Regions from separate parts of the Homo sapiens genome. Here regions 1 and 3 are each linked to region 2. Evidence: chromatin contacts called from ENCODE Hi-C or POLR2A ChIA-PET data. All regions are on one chromosome and are shown on one strand. The core of a region is the stretch at or near the end of the contact, and the rest is flanking DNA. Distances in the headings are between cores, read along the strand shown.

The links. Hi-C counts contacts between places; a loop is a spot of excess contacts on that map. ChIA-PET counts read pairs that join two places held with the same protein, here RNA polymerase II (POLR2A). Pooled maps may share reads with other maps.
Region 1: a loop to region 2 is called in a map of B cell, with 20 times the contacts of the local background. The contact joins the promoter of DDHD1-DT here to the promoter of NAA30 in region 2. A Hi-C loop is called at or near these places in 2 of 168 maps with a recorded cell type or tissue (B cell and CD4-positive, alpha-beta T cell) and 7 of 50 pooled maps. POLR2A ChIA-PET finds 5 or more read pairs at or near these places in 2 of 52 experiments (T-cell and naive thymus-derived CD4-positive, alpha-beta T cell).
Region 3: a pooled map shows a loop between it and region 2 (19-fold over the local background). The contact joins the promoter of SLC38A6 here to the promoter of NAA30 in region 2. A Hi-C loop is called at or near these places in 6 of 50 pooled maps. POLR2A ChIA-PET finds 5 or more read pairs at or near these places in 2 of 52 experiments (Caco-2 and IMR-90).

What each region holds. Positions count from the first base shown.
Region 1 is chr14:53,151,768-53,156,122 of GRCh38, forward strand. It overlaps DDHD1-DT (DDHD1 divergent transcript), which reads left to right and starts at 1,587. Exons shown (of 3, transcript NR_110062.1): 1 at 1,587-1,964. It overlaps DDHD1 (DDHD domain containing 1), which reads right to left and starts at 1,556. Exons shown (of 13, transcript NM_001160148.2): 1 at 494-1,556. The coding sequence starts at 1,331. RefSeq lists enhancers at 312-361, 382-581 and a silencer at 1,402-1,731.
Region 2 is chr14:57,388,188-57,392,796 of GRCh38, forward strand. NAA30 (N-alpha-acetyltransferase 30, NatC catalytic subunit) reads left to right here and starts at 2,399. Exons shown (of 5, transcript NM_001011713.3): 1 at 2,399-2,518; 2 at 2,770-3,541. The coding sequence starts at 2,771. RefSeq lists an enhancer at 2,383-3,378 and silencers at 2,507-2,646, 2,777-2,926.
Region 3 is chr14:60,979,699-60,984,181 of GRCh38, forward strand. It overlaps SLC38A6 (solute carrier family 38 member 6), which reads left to right and starts at 1,547. Exons shown (of 16, transcript NM_153811.3): 1 at 1,547-1,684; 2 at 2,810-2,940. The coding sequence starts at 1,580. It overlaps TRMT5 (tRNA methyltransferase 5), which reads right to left and starts at 1,381. Exons shown (of 5, transcript NM_020810.3): 1 at 1,265-1,381; 2 at 1-188. The coding sequence starts at 1,275. RefSeq lists an enhancer at 1,271-1,650.

The DNA of each region.
Region 1 (4,355 bases), core at 337-2,836, 4.2 Mb before region 2:
ACCTATCTCCTTTCCCTCCAGGGATTCTTTTACTTTTCCTGAACCCATAACTAAGCTGTTGATTCTCGAGCAGATCCTCTCAAACCTTCCTACTCCAGAAGACGTGCCGCTATTTAAATCATAGGCTGTTTAGGGTAAATGAGACAGAACCAGATCCCCAGGTGGACAAAGCTGGTAGGATCACGAAATTAAACCTCGGGCTGCGGATCCGGTCCTGGATCACTTCCAGGGGATGGCAGCAGCACCCGGCTCACCCAGGAGGCGCTACCCCCGAAGGTATCCAGTCCTCCTGACCCCAGGCAGCTTGGGTTTTGCCATCTGCTCGTTTACCCTTCAGCTGCCGACGCTCCCTGCTCAATCTCCATCCTGCCCCAGCCAAACGCCAGGCCTCACGCGCCTCCCTCTTCGCGGCGACCAGTCCCAAACCCACACCGGTGCGCATCGGCCCATGCAGGGGCAGCCCGTCCTGCCCTAACCCCGGCCCGCTACTCACGGTTCCAGTACACCGGGTAGCACTCTCCTTGGGTCACATCCACCTCGTAGAGGCCGCCCCGCACGCACACAGGCTCGATGTTCACAAGCTCCACCATCTCCGGCTCGTGCCCCGTCGTACTCTGGCAGAAGCCGCAGGCGCGGTCCTCATCGTCATCTTCTCCGGAACTGGAGGCTGGGCCCGTGGGGGAGCACACATGGTCGCCGTCCCGGTCCCCGCCCTGGGGCCGGGCACCCGTGGTCTGCAGCAGGGTCCGGAAGGCGAGCTCGATGCGGAGCGAGTCGTAGCCGATGAAGGGCTTCCAGGTCTTCTTGTCCTCCTTGTAGAACCAGCGTACCTCCTCCGGGCCCAGCTCCGTCACTACCTCATAGCGGTGCCGGGCCGCCGGGCCGCCAAGCCGGGTACGTTTCCTTTCCCCGGGGGACCCTCCTGTCGCGCCGCCGCCCCCCGAGTTCGTCGGGACCAGCGGAGGCTGCTGCGGCGGGTGCAGCGACAAGGAGCTGCCGCCGCCGCCGCTCTCACCCTCGCTGTAGTAGCGCAGCGAGGAGCCCGACTCGGCGGAGCTGAAGTCATAGTTCTCGTCACTGAGGCAGGGGTCCAGCGCGAGGTGGTGGTTGTGGTCGTCGGTGCCCGGCGCCAAATGCAGCCCGGGTTCCCCGCGCAGCAGGGCCAGGGGCACGTCGCCGTCGTCCGGGTCCCCGCCGGGCAGGTGCTCGAAGCAGCAGACGCCGCCGCCGAACGCTGGCCTCGCGTCTGAGCCCAGCTCCCAGGCGCCGCCGCCGCCGCCTCGGCCGTTATGCTCGGGGCTCCGTGGGGACCCGCGGCCCGGGTAATTCATGCTGTGGAGACGCCGCCGGCTGTCCGGCGGCGCGCGGAGCCGTGACCCCCAGCGCTTCCGCCACACATTCAACGCCGCCGCCCTCTCCACCCGAAGTTTCTAATCTTTCAAATCCCGACCCGAGCTGCGGCGGCAGCGGCGACCGCTCCGCCCCCACGAGACCCGCAGCCGCCGCAGCTGCGTTCTGCCGCCGGCCCCATTGTCACGCAGCCCGACGTAGGCGGTGCTTCGGCCCCCGCCCCGCCCCCCGGCCGCGTGCGCCGCCCCGGAAGCCCGGGCTGCACCGGCGCCGCGCGCGGGGTTCCCCCCTGCCCCTCTGGCTGGGAGGGCAGGGTGGTGTCAGGTCGCCCGCCGCTCTTGGGCCTCCTCGGCTCCCTTCCTCCTTCCTTGCGGTCTTCATGCACAGCTGCCTCGGTCCCCCGCTTCTGGAATTCACAGCCCAGATGTGGATAGGCTTTACCCCACTCATCCTTACAATGTGGGTCATGAGCCCAGAGCCTTAAGCTACGTGTTAGGAGGGCCCCAGGATGTAGGATTCAGCATTGCTCTTTTTGACCTTAGGCCCTACTGCGGCCTCGCCTGGACGTTTTGTCACCTGGCCCTGGTGCCTCCAGACAGAACCAGGACGCATAGGTGGGTGGATACGAGGGCACTCCACCCCACACCCATCACTCACCTTGGTGTCACCACTCCCACTGGGAAACTGGAATCTAAACCTTGCTTCATATGCCATCTCATATTATTACTTATCTTTTGATGCTTGGATTTCCTGTTTTCTCAACCTCATTGCTAGGCCCTTGATGGAAACCAAGTCCATGTCAGCCTCTCCCACACAGTGGGTGCGCAATCAGTCTTAGTTGATTATAATGATGTCAAGTCCAACCAGCTGTGGTAAAGAGTGTTCGATTGAGAGGTAGAAAACAACCAGGTTCTAGATTTAGCTTTGCTAACCATCCACAGGCAAATCACATAATCTTCCTGATCTTTTTGGTTTCCTCATCTGTAAAATTAAGATTCTTGGACCAGATGATATCTAAAGTTCCTTCTAGCAATGGAATTCTATGAACTTTAAGGTTTCTTCCAGATTTTTATGCATCTCTGATTCTGTAACTCATATTCTGGGATCAAGTTGAATACAGAGGCTCCCTTATGTGGGTCTTTTTTATTTAAAAAAAATTATTTTGTAAGCACATCACCCTATGTTGAGAATCCAGAGAAAAACCATCTCCAACCTCAGTGTTTTCATTTTAAGAATAGACAGTCTTCACTATTTCTTTTACTCTCTGGTGGAATCAGATTGGTAGGGCAATTTTTCTTGCTCCTGAGATGTAACCTGTCAGACATTATTACTCTGTCATTATTTAAATCAAGACTATCTGAAGTTTGTACAGGGCCTTTGTAGGAATTTGAAAAAAGGCATTGCTTCCTGTGGGCAGATACAGAGCGGTGTTGGAGTTGATGGCTTGTCAAGTAGAATACAGGCTGGATTTTCTGCCCCAATTAGTGCCCTTAGCTGGTTAACCTTGTGCAGTGAACAACCTATCCAACTGTATACTGCAGCTCTGACTGAAAGCATCTAAGATCAGGACCCTCTTTACCACTCAAAAAAAATTTCTGAGTGCCTGCTTCCCAGTTGCTCCTCCAGTATTTCTATTGACAATATGCAGCATATGATATTGGGTATGGGCTTTGGTCTGTTTACTAGCTGTAAAAGCATTCATTCTACAGGGTTTGAATAGGTGTCTGGCCACCTATATGCCAGGCACCTCTATGCTAACTTCTACTATAAGAGAGAATGGGAGAGAGTTCTTTCTTTCTTCAAGGAACTTACAGCCTAGAGGGGGATACAGACAAGTAAACAGATACATTATATTATAGTACAGTATGAAAAGTACTATGAAGGGGATTATAAATAAGGAATATCACAACATTTAAAATATCTCTATTCCTTTATGTTTCTTGATAGAATGTAGCCTAACTATATAACTATCTGGTCAGATTATTTTGGCCAGATTTTAACTCTTGACTACACAATTTCCGTTAACATTATCCTCTGTTAAAAAAAAAAAAAAAAAAAAAAAAAAAAAAAAAAAGAAGTACTAAGGCCGGGCGCGGTGGCTCACGCCTGTAATCCCCGCATTTTGGGAGGCCAAGGCGGGCAGATCACGAGGTCAGGAGATCGAGACCATCCTGGCTAACATGGTGAAATCCTGTCTCTACTAAAAAAAAATACAAAAAATTAGCTGGACGTGGTGGCGGGCACCTGTAGTCCCAGCCACTCGGGAGGCTGAGGCAGGAGAATGGCGTGAACCCGGGAGGCGGAGCTTGTAGTGAGCCGAGATCACGCCACTGCACTCCAGCCTGGGCTACAGAGCGAGACTCCGTCTTGGAAAAAAAAAAAAAGTACTTTCTGCTTTGCATTGAATGAATGTTTCTATTACTTTTAAGTGTGCTTATTTGGTTATTTTGAGAAGATTATCCTCTTGTGGTTCACTGGGGAAATGCCACACTCCTTTTAGGTAGAGTGATCATTTTTGAAGGAAATGTTGATTCTCAACACAACCCAGGTGGCAGAAGAAGGGAATCCTAGATTCTCTGCTGACCTGGTTATCTTGGTCTAGAGCCAGGTGTGTGTAATCTTTTGGCTTTCCTGGGCCACATCGGAAGAAGAAGAATTGTCTTGGGTCACACATAAAATACACTAACACTGATGATAGCTGATGAGCTTAAAAAATCACGAAAAAATCTCGTACTGTTTTAAGAAAGTTTATGAATTTGTGTTGGGCCACATTCAAAGCCATCCTGGGCTGCATATGGCCCATGGGCTGCAGGTTGGGCAAGCTTGGTCTAGACCTTGTTGAGGGGAGATGTCAATCAACATTTGTGGGCTGAGATTGCTTCTGCCCCTTGGAAGTGAGCTTGGGCTATGGCAGACCCATATACTGGGTCCCAGGCTGACAGTGCTCAGAAGATATTTGAGAGCACAATATCTAACTTCATGTGACTGCATGTGTTTATTTCCTT
Region 2 (4,609 bases), core at 1,149-3,648:
CATTTACTCCCTGGCCTCAAGAAGGTCCTTACAACTCTTGACTTTCTGAAAACCACTTTGAGACAACATCTGGTCAGCTCCTCAGTGTGACAGAGCTCAATGCCAAGTTGCAACACAGAAAGAACAGGAAGGCCTGCTGCCATTCATTCACTACAGTGAAGGTACATGCTTTTTAGGAAGGGCTTACATTTAAAAGTAAATTACTGAGAGGTATTTTTCTAAGTAAAATTCACCCTTAAACATCTCTTATGGAATTATCTGGTGCCTCTTGGGCCAGTTTTTCCACCATGATTTGAACAGATCATTGTTTCATTGGCTGACTACCCAGGTTACACTTAGAAACTTTGAAAAACATGTATCTTTAAACAATGTATGCACATTTGGAAACATGGTTTTGTTTTGTGCTTTTTAAAAGACAGAAAAGGGATCACGCTGTACTTATACATCTCATTTATATCCCCCACACATCAAGGTGTTTAGGAGGTTTTCAATGTATCTGTAGCAAGTTATACATTCTGAAAATGGCCACAGCAATATTTCTGGTCCCATATGCTCTTTGAGAACCTTGCCTCTCTCCACCAAGAGTAGAGTCTATTTCCCCTCCTGTCAAAACTGGATATAATTTTGTGTCTGCCTAGATACAATGCAGCAGAACTGACACTACATAACTTGTTTTTTGTTTCTTTTTGATGAGAGGGAGTCTCCCTGTGTTGCCCAGGCTGGAGTGCAGTGGCGCAATCTCGGCTTACTGCAACCTCCGCCTCCCGGGTTCAAGTGATTCTCCTCAGCCTCCTGAGTAGCTGGGACTACAGGCATGAGCTACCACGCCCGGCTAATTTTTGTATTTTTCGGCAGAGATGAGGTTTCACTGTGTTGGCCAGGCTGGTCTCGAACTCCTGGCCTCAAGAGATCCTCCCGCCTGGGCCTCCCAAAATGCCAGGATTACAGGCGTGAGGCACCGCACCTGGCTAGAGACTACATGACTTCTAAGGCTAGGTTATAATGGGTAATATGCTTCTGATTGACTTTCTCGCACGATACTTGCCGTGGAACCCAGCCACCAGGCTGTGACAAAGCCCAAACCAATCAATGCTAAAAGACCACCGGGAGAGGTCTACATGGACTAGAACTGAGGCCTCCAGCCTTTATCCTGCATCAACCATCAGCGGTGAAAGTGAAGTTTTCAAATAATTCTACTCCTCAGCCTTAGAGTCTTCCAACTGAAGCTCTACGCATAATGGAGTAGAGAAAAGCCATCCCAGTTGTGCTCTGTCTGGATTTCAGAGGCACAGAATCTGCGAGCATAATAAATACTTTATACATAGAGTTTAGATTACGGCAAAAAGTTGCAAACGTGTTCCGTCATAGAATTATATATTGAAAACGTCCATCTGCGGCACACCAGACCAGCTCTATAAATCAGGTTTTTAACAAAACCGAATTTGTTCAGTGAGCGGGTGAGTTACACTACCTGTCTCAGCTCAGACCTGCCGGGAGTCAATTGTGGACTAGAGCAGAAGGCGCCCAGCCACAAGCTCAAGTTCTATCCCCTTTGCACTCGATAGGCAGATCCCCTGGGAGGATCAGGCCACCTGTTTACCAGTGCTTCCTAACCTATTTGTGTCACAAGTTTAGGAGTGTGCTTCTTAGCCCTGGTCACTCTCTTTCACCACCTCTCTCTAACCCTTCCCCAGGTGTGCTAGCAATTGCCCAACACCTGTCAGTCACTTTTGCCTCCAATTTTACTGGGTGCGAGGAGCAGAGTAAGGAGGGAGAGGAAGAGGGCTGACTCCCTTGCCTCAAAGTGGCAAGGGCCAGCTGAACTTAATTCACACTGCAAACCACCACGTTTCGACAGCCATCCCCATATTTTCACAGCTCAAATCTTCCTTTCTTTTTCGGTCGGCTTCTCTGATTTGCTCCATTTTTAATCGCTCCTCCCCCATCCTCCTTGCCCCTGGTCAGGGCAAACATTAAACGCTGTGCAGCTTTAAAAGGGCATTTTTAGGTGACTTGTAAACGGCTTGTTCCACAGGCCCCGAATTGGCGAGATTCGCTACAGCTCGGAGTGCGCGGTAGACTTTAAGCAGGGAGCGCCTGCCCGGTCCATCCCTCCCCGGCCCCGCGTGGCAAGCACCGCAGGTTGAGGCGCCCCCAAACCGAGGAAGAGGGTTTGGGAGCCTGTGACTCCAAAGCCCTCTGCAACTTCCCGGCCCCACAGCCCCACCCACTAGCACGCGGCCTTCCCCGCAGCCCGCAGGAGACACCTTTGTCCCCGCCCCTCCACAGGTCACCTCCCTCCACGCCCCTCTCTCTTGGCCCGGGCAGCCGGCAGGCAGGGAAGTGTCGTAAAGCCAGGCCCAGGAAACTTTACCCGGCCTAACAGCTGAGGCGCTTTACGGCGACGGCGGCTGAGTGAGAACCTTGGCGGCTGTGGAGGCTGCCGCGGCTGCGAAGGAGGCGGCGGCGGTGGCGGAGGAAGAGGAGTGGCGGCAGCGGCGGCGGGGACCCGTGCGGGGTGAGCCGTGAGGAGGGGCCGCGAGTGACAGGGCTGGCGGGTGGGCCCGGGCGGACGGGGACGGTGGCCGGCTGAGCAGCTGGGCGGCGCTGAAGAGCGGGGGGGTGGCGGGGAATTGGGGGGCAGCTCCGTGAGGGACGGTTTCTGCCTTTGTTCCCCCCACCTCGGCCGCCCCCCATCCGTCGCCCCCTGTTCTCCGCGCTCCTCGGCCGGGTTTCATGGCCTCCCCTCTCGGTCTGTGTCGCTTCTAGGATGGCGGAGGTACCGCCTGGGCCTAGCAGCCTCCTCCCACCACCAGCACCTCCGGCCCCGGCGGCGGTCGAGCCCCGCTGTCCCTTCCCGGCGGGGGCCGCCCTCGCCTGCTGCAGCGAGGACGAGGAGGACGACGAAGAGCACGAAGGCGGCGGCAGCAGGAGCCCGGCGGGCGGAGAGTCGGCGACGGTGGCGGCCAAGGGGCATCCGTGCCTCCGCTGCCCTCAGCCGCCGCAGGAGCAGCAGCAGCTCAACGGATTGATTAGCCCCGAACTGCGGCACCTCCGGGCGGCCGCCTCCCTCAAGAGCAAGGTCCTGAGCGTAGCAGAGGTGGCCGCGACCACAGCCACCCCTGACGGAGGCCCCAGAGCGACTGCAACAAAAGGAGCCGGGGTACACTCGGGCGAGAGGCCCCCTCACTCCCTCTCTAGTAATGCAAGAACTGCGGTCCCCAGCCCGGTGGAGGCAGCGGCGGCGAGCGATCCCGCGGCGGCCCGCAATGGACTGGCCGAGGGCACCGAGCAGGAGGAGGAGGAGGAAGACGAGCAGGTGCGGCTGCTGTCTTCGTCCCTGACCGCCGACTGCAGCTTAAGAAGCCCTTCGGGCAGGGAGGTTGAGCCTGGGGAGGATCGGACGATACGATATGTCCGATATGAATCCGAGCTACAAATGCCCGATATCATGAGACTGATCACCAAAGATCTGTCCGAACCCTACTCCATTTATACCTATAGATATTTTATCCACAACTGGCCACAGCTGTGCTTCTTGGTAAGTGGATAGAATAAAAAGAGGGTGAACCCAGCAGTGATCGAGACTGTGCGGGGCAGGGAGTGAGGGCCCAGAATGTGGCAGTGGATATCTCCTGCTGCGTATCATAGTACGTTATATGATGTCAAGTGCTGTACACATTCCTAGTTATTTAATGAAATTGTTTTGAAGGTAAGACTTCATGATTCGGGTTAACGTGATACTAGTGTAACTGCAGCAAGCCTGTATGGTGGCGTGTTTCACTGGGGTGGGGGTCTTGTGTCTTGTTTACATTAGATTATAATCGTGTTTAACCGTCTTTAATTACCCGCCCGCATCCTCAAACACTTTACAGTCATTTAATTTGAACATGGTTCTGTTCAGATACAGGCCTTATTAGTCTCTCGATTACAACCATAATCAGGGAAGAGTGTATGCATAAACATGTTGTGGTGAACATGGATGTCAGCAAACTTGGTGTGGTCATATTGGAGAATTAAATCTTACAAGCATTTTCGGTAATTATGGAGATGTTTCTCTTTACTTCAACTGGACAATTAACAGTTGTAGCCAGCCTGCTTTCTGGTACTCCATTCCAGAAAGCGCTACTAACACTTCTGGTGGCTGAAAGACTCCTGAAACTTGAACAAAATACCCTTTTGTGGAATGTAGAAAACTTGTGTGAAATTGTTACCGATCTGATTTTTTTTTTTTTAATTTAAGAAACTGGTTGTAGATGTGGCCAAACACTAGTAACACTGGCTTGTGTAGAGTATAATTGACAATAATATTACACGTAAGTGAAAGACTTTTGGACGGTTTTTAAAAATTAACATAGTATTGGCAGTACCAGTAATTTCTTCACAATAATATTGACCCATTTCAGTCTGTATGAACCCTTTAACTTAAACGTTGACTGCAGGTGTATGCTTTGTATCATGTGCTCACAAGCATATTGTTTCTGTTGAATTTTACTACAGAAAGATGACATCCTTTTAAGGAATATTTTTTAATATGTGAAGGGAAAAGCCACCATTACTTAATGTTTTAGCATTGGCTTAGTTTCACTTGGTAATTCCCTGCAAGATA
Region 3 (4,483 bases), core at 297-2,796, 3.6 Mb after region 2:
CATGTGTTTCTGTTTCTGGCATGGTTGAGAATCTTTTTCTTTGACCCAATAAGAAAATACCAGGTGCTTCCAAAAGCATCTGTGTCAGGGATGTCCAAGCTACTGGAATCAACGATTTTGATTCAGTTATGCTATGGCTTTCCAGTTTCAGAAATCTTCCTGAGAATCCAAATGGCCTCCATAAGATCCTTAAAAAAAAAAAAAAAAAATTCACACACGACAGCTTTTGAGAATAAAAATCTAAATTCTACTATCTCAAATAACGGGCTAAATGCTGACAAATAAAACGTTTAGTGATGTGTGGGAAGTATACTATCTTTTCCAGACTAGGATGACTTCTTCAGGAAGTCGTATTAGTGGTAGATAATAGTGGTATATATTAAATTTACACCTTCAACCCATCTGCTCCCAGTTCAGAGGGCTTAGTGATCCATTAGCCATACTCAATGATCCTCTTCACCCACAATTTTCTAGATAATACATTTGGGATTGGAAGACTGAAGTATGAGTTAAATGGTCATCTGTAAATGAAATAGTCATTATACATGACCATTACTAGTGGTGATATTTATTAGGATAGTCTCATGGGTGCTTATTGTGTCAGATACTGCGCTAAATGCTTTATGTACATTATGAATCTTGGGAGGTGTGCAGTATTGCACCCTCATTTTGTAAATAAGTAAACTAAAGCTCAGACGTAAGGTAACCCACCCAAAGTCTCCCAGCTGATAAGTGGCTAAACATGGATTAAAACCTAGTTTTGACTGACTTCGGTGCTTGTGTTCTTAATATATTGCTCTGTTGTTTGTTTTCGATGCTTTACTGCCACATGTCCTGCCTTTAACTAGAGGCTTCTGTATTTTGAGGACGAGAGCTTTGCTGATTGTTATATGCATAGTATCAGTTATTCACTGTCTTCTAAAATACCAAAGAATTTACTTGTAAGGGGAAAGGGCCCTGTCCCAGAATCCTGTAAAGCAACGAAGTCTAACTTCACCGTCAGAGATCAAATTGGTTCTAGCAGCTGACCAGCTGGGTGACCCTGGATAAATTACTATAAGTCTCGGTTTTCCCACCAGTAAAATGTGGCGAAAGGCTTTTGAAACATTCCTTACTATCCAGAACCTCGAAACTAAGCTCAGCACCTAGGCGGGTGGGTGACCTCGCGATGTTTCTGTGCCCAGGCAGCACATGGCAGAGAGCAGCCCTGGGCGGGCTGGTACCTCCCCTGGACCATTAGCCCCTAACGCGGCCGCCACCTCACCAAAGCACCATTCCAATTCCCCACGTCGCTCTGCAGCTGGATCCGCGAGCCGACCCCTCACCTCCCGCTCCGGTACCGATCGGATGTGGGTCGCGGGTGGATGGGCGGGTCTTCTATGACATCATCACTGTTCGCCGCGAAGAGGGCGCGCGTCATCAGATCAAGTCGACTCGCTCCTCTCCTTCCAGGCCCTGGTGAAGTACGGAATGCCGGAAGGGCCGGGCTCAAAGCTCCGCCTCTGGCGCGACCGACGACTGGAGCGCAGGGCAGGGGTAGAGGCTCGTAGATGGAACTGGTAGTCAGCTGGAGAGCAGCATGGAGGCGTCCTGGGGGAGCTTCAACGCTGAGCGGGGCTGGTATGTCTCTGTCCAGCAGCCTGAAGAAGCGGAGGCCGAAGAGTTGAGTCCGTTGCTAAGCAACGTAAGTGGGCTGTGTTCGCTTCCCCGCGCTGACGCCCTCCGGCTTCCCTCAAGTGCCTGCCAAATAAGACCCAGAAAAGGAGGACCGCACCGGGACAGGGGAGATGCTGGAGCCTGAACCCTGGGGGATGGGGTCTGAAGGCAGCCGCCGAGATTCAGATGAGATTGGCGCAGTTATGAACGTGATAGCAGCCTAGCATACTCTAGAAAGAAAAGATGAAAAGCGTCGGGTGGAAGAGATGCAGCGTTGAGTGGAAGCTGCGAACATGATGGGATGAGCGGCCCTAGGATTATGTACTCACTGCTGTTAGTTAGTATTTTTGTCACCTTATTTTCTCCACCAGTCTCGTGAGGTCTTTGCAAGAGTCACAGGATTTTCCTCTTCCGACTTAGTCATGGGGGGAGGGAAAATAATAAACATTTTAATACAGAAATTCTTAGCGGTAGAATGGAAGTGGCTTGGTAGTAAGTGCATAGCACGTTCCTGACCCTAAAGCCTGTGCAGTGGGCACTCCGCTTTTTAACTCGAGTCCTAGACACTGTTCCCAGGACTTTGTTCCCGGTGCTGTTTGTGGGGAGGGGGATGTTTTCAGGGATACTGCCAGAACAACGTGAATTGCTTCTGTTTATAATATTGTCATTGCAAGATATTCCTGACCATCCTTCCAGTTTGGTAGAACTAATTCATTAGATATATAAGTAGAGATTAGTTGTGCAGTCCTAGTAATTGAGGAGAAACAACTGCCCACAGCAGTCCCAGGTTGACTCAGCAATTCTTTAGTAATCACATGAGCTGAGGCCTTATCCCTCCTCTCTCTCCCCACTCCATTCCCATCCTATCTTCATCTCTTGCAGTCACAAGGTTAGTCATGGCCCTTCCTGAACTCTGCCTGTCTTGTGTACTGGTGGAAATCATTTTCCTAAGAAACCCTAGATTCCTGGAGCTGCAGTAGTGGGAGGTGGGAAGGAAAGGAAAGGAAATTAGTGTTGGTTAAGCAACGAGTGTGTCATACAAACCCTGGTGGTTTGCAGCTTTTTTCCATAATCTTTCATTTATGGAATTTCTTTACGAAATTTTAACTTCACCGTCCAAACATTTAACACTACTAAATTTGTGTGCTTACAGGAACTTCACAGACAGCGATCCCCAGGTGTTTCATTTGGTTTATCAGTGTTTAATTTGATGAATGCCATCATGGGAAGTGGCATCCTTGGCTTAGCTTATGTTTTGGCTAATACCGGTGTCTTTGGATTTAGGTGAGTCTTCATATTTTAGCATCAAATTTTTTTTTCCATTTTGATAATATACGGAGAAGTAGAGAGATAGATTCCAGAAGCTGCTATTATACAATTTCTAGTTAGTTATTTCTGGGGTTTTAGCATTTTTCTTGTTATTCTTGTTGCTAGTGTGTACCTTGGAGGGCTACTACATAGCTTCTTAAATACACAGAAGTGTGACTAGTTTTTAAAAATGGGAACTTGATCCACATTTCATTTATAATGAAATATGACACTTAAGAGTGGCATATTCATTGTATCTCCTTGGCCAAAGTGAATCAAAGCCATGCAGATTAACTTCCAAATAGCAATTTTGTGAGTGCAAATACAACACATAATCTTTTCATTCCTCGCTGTCTCTTTGTATTGTTAAGTAGTCTTATTTCACTTTCAGAGGCCAGACATGTGTTTTGTGCCTGTTCTTTTTTATGTTTCAGGACTTAGCTTGTAGGCCAGTTTGCCCAAAATAGAAGACAATCCTGGATATTCTGTGCTTTCATAGTACTTTGTATATTCATTCTGTTATTATAATTGTTACAATGATATGTTTGGAAATTAATGTTCCCACTAAACTGAAATCCTTTACAACTGGAGGTCAAGGCAGGCGGATCACTGGAACCCACGAGTTTGAGACCAACCTGGGCAAGATGGTGAAACCCCATCTCTGCCCAAAATACAAAAATTAGCCTGGTATGGTGGAGTGCGCCTGTAGTCCTAGCTACTTGGGAGGACTGCTTGAGCCTGAGAGGTTGAGGCTGCAGTGAGCCATGATTGGGCTACTGCACTCTAGCCTGGGTGACAGAGTGAGATCCTGTCTAAAAAATTTAAAAAATAGAAAAATCCTTTATAACTGGACCTTATTCTTAGCATCTAGCACCACATGGCTAATAGAATGAATTAACAAATTGGCTTTGTCAGTAGAAGCAGATCTATTTACTAGGAAATTTAAAATGCCTAGGGAGTCTCTTTTATGTTTATTTCCTGCTTTTATTCCAAATTTTTTGATAAGCAAAGCAACTTTTAAGTAACCCAACTTGCTTTTATTATGGAATGTACTCACAAACTTTCATTATTTTTAAAATTAAAAACTATATGTGACACCTTAAGCAAGACATAGTCAGAGGACTTTTTTTTTGATTCTCTTTGAAAAATCATAATTTATGCACCAGGGTCTTACATGCAGATATATACTGCTGAATGTGTGCTCACCCAGTCATAGCAACCATCATTTTTGGTGATGCTAAAGTGTTATTTTGTGAAGTTCCTGATGTCAGTTTAATGACATTTGTACTTTTACCTCTCAATTTTATTTATTAACAAGTATTAACTGGACCACAGAGAGAAAATTTCTTCAATGACTGGGGCAGTTCACTGGGGATAGCTGTATAGAAGCTTGTCCTGCTGGTGTCTTCCTAAAAATGAATAGGAAATTATCTAAGTTTTTTCTTTCACACTGTTGGTGAGAGGACCTCAATCATTACATTGTTTGCACATTTTTCAAATTGCATCATTAGAGGTGTGT